Regions from separate parts of the Homo sapiens genome. Here region 1 is linked to region 2. A link is a contact called in ENCODE Hi-C or POLR2A ChIA-PET data. All regions are on one chromosome and are shown on one strand. The core of a region is the stretch at or near the end of the contact, and the rest is flanking DNA. Distances in the headings are between cores, read along the strand shown.

Region 1 (4,883 bases), core at 2,239-4,738, 150 kb before region 2:
TGGGCATGGTGGTGGGCGCCTATAATCCCAGCTACTCAGGAGGCTGAGTGAGGCAGGAGAATCACTGGAACCTGGGAGGTGGAAATTGTAGTGAGCCAAGATAGCGCCACTGTACTCCAGCCTGGGCAACAAAGTGAGACTTTTTCGGAAAAAAAAAGAAGGCCCACATCAGAGAAACGGCAAACACTTGTTCTGAGGAGGGCAAGGATGAGCAATCTGTCAACTCTTATTCAAAAAGTTCCATTTGGTTGAGCATTTTGCCTTTCTTTCAAGAATATACCATTGAGAAATCCATTCCTATAGCCAGAGATTCCAGAAACAGCAACCATTAAAGCCAGCTAGGCCAGGCACAGTGGCTCACACCTGTAATCCCAGCACTTTGGGAGGCCAAGGTGGGTGGATCACCTGAGGTCAGGAGTTCGAGACTAGCCTGGACAACATGGTGAAACCCCATCTCTACTAAAAAAATACAAAAATTAGCTGGGCATGATGGTGGGTACCTGTAATCCCAGCTACTCGGGAGGCTGAGGCAGGAGAATCGCTTGAACCCAGGCGGAGAAGGTTGCAGCGAGCTGAGATCACACCACTCTACTCCAGCCTGGGTGACAAGAGCAAAACTCCATCTAAAAAAAAAAAAAAAAAAAGCCAGCTACTCCAAATCAACAAACTTCTGCATTTTTTCTTCAGAGCTGGTGCAGACAATGAAGGGGAAAAAAATTACACGGCTAATGTTCTGACAACATTTTCCAGGTTTCTGATGAGTTCCTATTCACCTTCCCTCATATAATAACAATAATAGTGATGATATTACATTTTAGGAAACTGCTGGCATGCCAGCCGTAAGCTCACCATTGAATCTGAGGCTCTCCAAGGAGAGAAAATGCAACCTACATAGATAAAGAATGTGCTGACTCGGCCAGGCGCGGTGGTTCATGCCTGTAATCCCAACATTTTGGGAGGCCAAGATGGGAAGCTCGAGACCAGCCTGACCAACATGGAGAAACCCTGTCTTTACTAAAAATAGAAAATTAGCCAGGCATGGTGGTGCATGCCTGTAACACCAGCTACTCGGGAGGCTGAGGCAGGAGAATCGCTTGAGCCCGGGAGGTGGAGGTTATGGTGAGCTGAGATTGTGCCATTGCCAGCCTGGGCAACAAGAGCGAAACTCCGTCTAAAAAAAAAAAAAAAAAAAAAAGAATGTGCTGACTCAATGCAAGGACTGCCACTGACCCAGCAGGACAGATTGCTTGTGTCTCCAGGAGGAAAAGCTATTGAACAAGGCCTCCAGGTCAGACAGCACATGGGGAGAATGGAGGGGAGGGATGGCAGCTATCTTTGCTGGTGGATTTTTTGCCCATCTACCTCCTCTCTGGATTGGGGCTTTCAAAGAGAGGAAGACTTTTTACCCAAGGTCTCTAGCCTTAGTACCTCTGGTCTAGAGCCAGCTGATAGCTGAACCCAGAGACAACAGAAGCCAATGTACAGGAGGAGAGCGCGATGTAGAATCAGACATTCCAAGCTTTAACTTTCCCATACAACATGAGCCTTGAGCAAGTAACCTGGCCTTCCTGAGCCTCTGCACCGCCTCAGTAAAAAGAGTATAAGAATATTTATTCTCAGTGTTGTTGAGGATTAAATGAAATAATAATGCTAGTTTTCACTACTGAGTGTTTCCTTATATGCTAAGCACTTTTAGAAGCACTTGGATATGTATTAATTAATTAATATGCAAAATAACCTTATAAGGTGCTGCTGTTATTTTCCCCATTTCACAGAGGAGAAAACAGGCAGAGATGTTAAGCAACTTGCTCAAGGTTATGCAGCTGGTAAGATACTTCAGTGCTTTTATGTATATGGAGTATTCAGTGGGGTATCTAGTGCTTGGTCAGTGCTCACTAAACAAGGGTGTCTTTCCCTTCATAAAACAGGACAAACTTCACTTCTGACCTAGGCTGTGCAGTTGATGATTCTAACCATTCTGCCACTTTTGAGAAGGAGAACAATTTGTTTCAAACTCTAAATAGCTCTCTGGGTTTGGGGATCCTCCTCTGGAAGACTGGTTTTCATGGATGGAGCTCTCATCCCTCAGCTAGCCAACAGTTTTGGGAAATGCACTTCGCCCCACCACCCAACCCCCATGGTAACAGCACTATCAAGGTTACAACCATAGGACAATTATATGTTGCCACCAGATGATTCTGGCTTTACAGATATCCTGCTGTGTCTTTCCATCTCCCTTAAAAGTCCTTATTTTATCGGAGTTGGCTAGCCAGACAGCAATGAAATGTTCCACTGATTTCTGATGGAATGCATCAAAAAAAGAATTTTTTTAAAGCTCACTTGCCATAGTCTTTTTCTTTATCATATGTGATGCTTTCTTAGGTACTGTGAGTATTCAAAAAGACAAAACATAGTTGCATCCTTTTACAAATGGAATTTTCAGTCCTGCTTAATAGAAACTTTTAAACAAGTTTCATCCCTGTTCCTGGACGTTTTGACAATGGCCTGTTTTGGAACTGGACTCAAGCCCATTAAAGATCATGAACTTCTAATTGAAGAGTTGATTGTTTTAAGAGATCACAGGCCTGCCAGAATTCATGCTCTCCAGAGAGGAAAATAAAAACATCCATGAATCCTGGTCACAGACAGCATTTCCTATGGCTTGATCTCTGGCCACTCTGGGTGACACAATCACTCCCAGATGTCCTTCCCTCTGTCTTAAGACAAAGGCTCCTCAGTCTGGTGGGTATTCAGAGGCCTCCAGCCACAACACCATGGACCAACTGTCTACACAGTCATCAGAGAAATCTTTCTCTGTGACCCCTTTGCTTCGACTTTTCGTACAGTGAGTAAGGTCACGGCTAACAGGAGAGCTAAGTTCTAAAGACATCACGGAAAGCAAAAATTGTGTCCAAGTTGCCCTTGTGAAGCCCTGGGAGGGGGGCACCATGGTGGAAATCAGCACAACATCTCTCATAAGTCCAACCCTGAAAAGGCTGCTCCTGCACTGAGATGAAGGGCAGCTGCCCCACAGACCTACCCAAGGCAGGGAAGCAGGAACTGTTATGGTTGGAGAGAGGAGCAAACTCAAAACTCAAGCTGGAACGTACTTTCACTGAGAGGAATAGAGGGTAAAATGACCTATACCATCTCAATGTTCTCCTCTCCCTTCCCCACCCTGGCTCCTGGAGTGTGCCCAGCTGCATTATTATTATTATTTTTTTGCCCCCGGTCACCCAGGCTGGAGTGCAGTGGTGCCATCTCAGCTCATTGCAACCTCTGCTTCCCAGGCTCAAGTGATCCTCCCACCTCAGCCTCCCGAGTAGCTGGGACTAGAGGCGCTTGCTGCCACGCCTGGCTAATTTTTGTATGTTTTTTTAGAGACGGAGTTTTGACATGTTGCCCAGGCTAGTCTCAAACTCCTGAGCTCAAGCAATCCATCTGCCTCAGCCGCCCAAAGTGCTGGGATTACAGGCACAGCCACTGCGCCTGGCCCCCTGGCTGTATTCTTGTTAGGTTAAAAGCACTTACACTACAACTTGGCTGTACTCCCACTGGCTTCAAGATGAAGTCCAGACTCATAAGTGTTCCACAATCTGGTTTCTCTCCCTTTCTCCTTCCCTGTCTCTCACTGTGTTCTCCTGACTGCCTCCTTCATTCCAGACACCTGCAGATCTTCATGGGAGTCCTGTTCTCCATACTTCTGCTCACATTTTCCCTCTGCTTGGAATGCGTGAGTCCTCATTCCTCTCAACACCACCTCTTGGAAGCTGCTCCAGAGCCCTGGAGTAACCCACCTAGCACTCACTGTGTGGTACCACTATCTCCCAGCCTCTTGCTCTGCTCACAGCAGGAGAGCAGGGCTCACATACTGCTCACTTCTGCAGCCCAGTGCCTAGCACTTGCCTGGCTTGAACAAGAAAGGAGGGCACATTCCATCCCAGACAAGAATGAATCAAGAGAGCTCAATGATAACCAAAGCAGTTTACCTCTGCTTGGAGCCACTATGCCTTTGCCAACCAAATTCAGACCCTGGTTTCCACTAGCACTTAACTGATTGTATCTTCCCTCACATTGTCCCTGGCTCTGAAGAGTGAACATCCAAAGGTCTGGATAAATCCCATATAACTGAACCACAGGTTTGTTATCTAAGTATCAATGAACATTTCTCTGATGGTTCCTGTGAGAACAGCTATGGGCCCAAAAGTACAACGAAGGTTTCTTTAATGGAGGATTCGGCCAAAAGGCTATTTTGAGAGGCCAGGGGTCCTCTGAGAAATAACCCAACCTAAGAGGCTGAGAGCTTCGGTCCAAAGGCATTGTTTCTGAGGTTCAGAAAATCTTCTCACCCAGTCTCCAGATCTCATGTCTGAATTCCAGAGAGACGGCATTGCAATAAAGACTGAAATAGCCCTGATAACAACAAGGCATCAGGATAAGAGACAGGGCTACCTTGCTGTTTATATAGTATAGTCAATTGCATTATGGGTCCCAAGTCTTCACCTCCTCCTTATACTCAGGCCCTTTGCTGTGTGGCTTTGTAATTCCTCTCACTAACTTCCTGTCCCTTGACTTTGGGTTTGGCCATGTGACTTGCTGTGGCCAATAGAATAAGGCTGGAGGAAAAGTGCACCAGTTCTGAGCCCAGGCCTTAAGAGTCATTGCACATTTCTGCATGCCTTCTTGTACCTCTGTTATGCTGTGAGAATATGCCCAGGCTTGTCCACTGGTTCCAAAGAAAAAATGAAAGACACAGGGAGTAGAGCTGAATGGTGTCACCCAAGCCTAGAACCTACCCTCTGCTGAACCCAGATGCATGGACAAATCAGCCAAGGTCCAGCTGAGTCCAGCCTGGGCCAGCTGACCTGAAAATCCATGGGAAT
Region 2 (4,531 bases), core at 1,628-4,127:
TCCCCAGCCATTGTGTCCTCCTCTGCTTCCCTGGGAAAATGTGCATATGCTCCCAGAGAGGTGGCATAACCTTGAGACAAAGCATGCCAGCTCTAAAGCCAGCTTGCCTAGGTTCAAATCCCAGCCCCACTTCTTAGCTGTGTGGTTTGGGACACATTACCTAACCTCTCTGGGCCTCAGTTTTTCCACCTGAAAAATGGGCACCCTTGATACCATGTGTATATTGCATAGAAATCTCTCGCAGAAAGCAGGAAGAAGAGTCCCTGGTACATAGTAAGCACTCAAAAGACAATTATTAAGATTCTTCCTTGGCCCCTGGGTGTCTGCAGTTGTAACATTGTATATAACTTTCCATTAATGGGCCATTGAGCTTATTCAAGACAGATATCACATATTTTCATCTCCTCTGGGTAACATTGCCCCCAGTGCCGGCCCAGAGGGGTGCTCGGCCACTGCTGGCTGGACAAATGTCCCTCCCCCACACCCATCCGCACATTGCCCAGTATTGTACTCACATTTCCTCTGTTGATGTAGACAGTGACCTGTCCCTCATCCCTGATCTCAGAAAACATGGGGGCCCCCACCAGCAGGTCAGAGAGGCCGTCCCCATTCAGGTCAACTGCGCACAAGGAGGAGCCGAAGTAAGAGCCCATCTGCAACCAAGTTGAGTTGCAACAAAGCATTCAGTGTCTGCTCTCACACAAGGATGCCCTCGCTTTCCTCCACCCCATTGGCTTTAGAAACATCCCTCAGAGGAATTGAACAATGAGAACACATGGACACAGGAAGGGGAACATCACACACCAGGGCCTGCTGTGGGGTTGGGGGAGGGGGGAGGGATAACATTAGGAGATATACCTAATGTTAAATGACGAGTTAATGGGTACAGCACATCAATATGGCACATGTATACATATGTAACAAACCTGCACGTTGTGCACATGTACCCTAAAACTTAATGTATACTAAAAAATAAAAACATAAAAAAAAAGAAACATCCCTCAGAGGCTGGATGGCTATGCTGCCCCCTAAACCAGAATGCCTAGCAAAGAGTGAAATACCCAACTTCCAGCAGCAAGGCAGGGCCCCAGTCAATGTGAGACAAAGCTAACTGGCCCAAAGTCCCCCATTCCTGGAGTCCTATCAAGGGGAAGATAAATAGATTGATGCCCACAGAATGAGGTGCTGTTTTTAAAAATGCAAGCTGAGGACACAAAGTTATGTTACAACCATAATAAAAATGCTCCTTATATCAGACATTTGACAAGGCCAAGCAAGTAGGAATATGAAATCTCACAACACAAGAAAGGCATGAAAATAAATGTTACATGGGGAAATAGGTTATTCTCTCCTGGTCCTATGCACAGGTGAAAGATTGGTTAGGAAGGCATGAGCTGAAGTGACAGAAAAAGGTACAACTTTTAAGACTGTTTAACTGATGAGGGAACAGAGCAAGATAATATTGACTTTTAATTATAGCTTAATTAGGGGTCTCAAACCCAAATACCAACAGGATCCAGGCAGGTGATATAACAGGCATAAGAAAAAAAATTAATGTGGCAAGTGACACTTGTCTTCCTTGTCTACATAACAATAGGGAGTGGTGGAGACTGTGGCAAACTGGAGCCCACAAGCCTGGCTAAAGGAGCAGCTTCAACCCAGCTGCAGCTAACTGCCACCAAGAGGAATGCTGACCCAGAGAGGAGCAACCTTTCCATTTTCCAAAAGAAGCCAAAAATTTAAAACTTTATTTAAAGTGCCAGTGTTTTAAATGCTCGCAACTTCTTCGTGTGTAAAAACAATAAACAAATACTGTGCAAGCCAAACAAAAGTATTTGTAGGCTGTATTCTTTCCAAAGGCTGTCAGTTTGCAACCTCTACTTTAAAAAAAAATAAAAGAAGAAGGCCGGGCATGGTGACTCACGCCTGTACTCCCAGCACTTTGGGAGGCGGGTGGATCACAAGGCCAGGAGTTCGAGACCAGCCTGGCCAACATGGTGAAACCCCATCTCTACTAAAAATACAAAAATTAGCCAGGCGTGGTGGCAGGCACCTGTAATCCCAGCTACAAGGGAGGCTGAGGCAGGAGAATCGCTTGAACCTGGGAGGTGGAGGTTGCAGTGAGCCAAGATCATGCCACTGCACTCTAGCCTGGGCAACAGAGCAAGACTCTGTCAAGAAAGAAAAGAAAGAAGAAAGAAAGAAAGAAAAGAAAAGAAAAGAAAAGAAAAGAAAAGAAAAGAAAAGAAAAGAAAAGAAAAGAAAAGAAAAGAAAAGAAAAGAAAAGAAAAGAAAGAAGGAAGGAAGGAAGGAAGGAAGGAAGGAAGGAAGGAAGGAAGGAAAGAAAGAAAGAAAGAAAGAAAGAAAGAAAGAAAGAAAGAAAGAAAGAAAAGAAAAGAAAAGAAAAGAAAAGAAAAGAAAAGAAAAGAAAAGAAAAGAAAAGAAAAGAAAGAGAAAAAGCATTATTCTTTTAAAATAAATGTTTTCTAATAAAAGGCCCCTGGGTTGATGGACATGAACAAGCCTTTTCTTTTACTGTTGGAGTTTGTTGGCAGCTGACCCAGGGAGTTTGAGGGAGAGAGGTAGAGGACACTCCAATCTATTTCCTGCAGCTAACAGGGTCACAGGAGGGCTTTGTAGTGGCCGCTCAGAAATCCTTCCCCAGTGATATGCCAAGGCCATCTTCCTCCCCTCTGATTACCCATTCTCAAAGGAGAACGGAGCAGGAAAGGGTTGAAATCACAGAGGGTGAGGAGGAAAGAAACCGAGTTGCCAGTCACTATTTCAGTGGCCTTGCCAATCTCCCCATCTGAGCTTTGGTAAAAGAAATCAGTAAGACACAGGCAAAGACCCAAAGAGCCAAGCTGCTGGCTGCGCTCACTGGCTGAGCCCCAGGGGAACTATTTGTTTCATTCCAAAGGACTATTTAACTTGGCATCTTCATCAATGTTAAATTAGAAATCTCTATATGTGAAGTTTCCTATCTCAGTTTTGAAATACAAATGCTTCACATACTCCGTTAATTCAATAAAACTTCAATATGGCAATGACATGCTTTGGGGTGTGTGTCCGATGATCAGAGCTCCCCATCAGCCTGGAAATGTGGAGATGTGTGTCTGTATTAACATCTGAACTGCACACATGTTGGTGATTTCTTAAGTGTACTATTTGGAGAAAGTCAACCAATAAAGACAAGAACCAGGTTTTTTTTGTTTGGTTTTGTTTTTTTAATCTTTTTGCTTTGTTTCTTCTTATAGGAAGCCAGGATACAGAACTATCTGACCAAATTCTAGCCAAACGGAAGCAGAAGTGAACCGGTGGTTTGCTGAGTTAGAACCCTCCTGTCTATGTGACTCTGGACATAGGGATAAATCTAAAGGCATCCTTTGAAAGCCTGGGGTCATGTCCTTTTGTAGGAGGTAATGGAGAAGTCAGAAAGACATGAATGTCTCATTTCTTCTGGCAAGAAGTAGAATAAGTTGTATAAAGAAAGGTCATGGCCTATTTCAAAAGCAGAACGATGATGACAGGGTAAATCTAGTTGGAGACACTAGTAGAAGGAAGTGAAGGCAAGAGGACTGTGAGTGAGTGGCAGAAAGAAGGGGTGCCTATGGAATGGTGCAAAGGTTAGGGCCAGAAGAGCCCTAAAGAAAAGAAAAAGTCAAATGGCTACGAAGCCAAGAAGTTGAATACCTGGGCCTTTCTGTCCCTTCTCAGGGAACCTGATGTATCTTGGTATGATAAGGACATCCAAGCAGACATTCAGGCCTGAACCTGTCCTGGAACTCAATGGCAGAAGTCTTCAGGAAGTTTAGACAAGTGGGTTCTCAAAGGTTAATCTCATCCTCCTTGCACCACCCACTCTCAGATCTACCCCCAAAAACCTGATCAACTTGAGCATAGGTTCTCATCCAAACCAAGAGGTTTTCAAGGAGGAGAGAGGGCACAATTACAGATTGTTAATTACTCGAAGGCAATAGGAATTAACCGGACCTCCCCAGGGCACAGACAGTAAGGAGTAGGGCAGGGAAGGAAAAGCAGTTTGGGGGGGCACAGCTACAACTGAACATAAAGATACTCAGAAACTCCACAATTCATTTTAAATAATCCTTGGCCAGGTGCGGTGGCTCATGCCTATCATCCCGCACTCTGGGAGGCCAAGGTGGGTGGATCCCTTGAGCCCAGGAGTCTGAGACCAGCCTGGGCAACATGGTGAAACCCCATCTCTACAAAAAAAAATACAAAAATTTGCTGGGCATGGTGGCACATGTCTGTGGTCCGAGCTACCTGGGAGGCTGAGGTAGGAGGATGGCTTGAGTCCAGGAGGCAGATGTTACAGTGAACCAAGATCATGCCATAGTGAGACTCTGTCTCAAAAAAAAAAAAAAAAAGGAATCCTTTACCTTTAGGCTTTCAAACCCAGGTACATTTGAAGGGAAGAGGGAGATTGTTTCCATGCTAGATACATTCACCCATTTGTTATCTTCTGCAGAAGATCTAAAATGTTAGCCTTAATTCCACTCATACCCTA

Evidence for each region. A loop is a pair of places that touch in the nucleus more often than their neighbours do. ChIA-PET counts read pairs that join two places held with the same protein, here RNA polymerase II (POLR2A). Pooled maps may share reads with other maps.
Region 1: a pooled map shows a loop between it and region 2 (2.5-fold over the local background). The contact joins two enhancer-like sites. A Hi-C loop is called at or near these places in 1 of 50 pooled maps. POLR2A ChIA-PET finds 5 or more read pairs at or near these places in 3 of 52 experiments (PC-3, activated CD4-positive, alpha-beta T cell and activated T-cell).

What each region holds. Positions count from the first base shown.
Region 1 is chr3:37,660,733-37,665,615 of GRCh38, reverse strand. All of the region lies in intron 17 of ITGA9 (integrin subunit alpha 9), which reads right to left. Among named protein-coding and RNA genes, the nearest start is that of ITGA9-AS1, 200 kb to the left of the region's middle. Within about 2 kb of position 3,488, at least 4 of the 41 ENCODE cell types and tissues checked have a DNase peak (open chromatin) inside an H3K27ac peak, as active enhancers do.
Region 2 is chr3:37,509,885-37,514,415 of GRCh38, reverse strand. ITGA9 (integrin subunit alpha 9) reads right to left here. Exons shown (of 28, transcript NM_002207.3): 9 at 516-653. Among named protein-coding and RNA genes, the nearest start is that of ITGA9, 60 kb to the right of the region's middle. Within about 2 kb of position 2,877, at least 6 of the 41 ENCODE cell types and tissues checked have a DNase peak (open chromatin) inside an H3K27ac peak, as active enhancers do.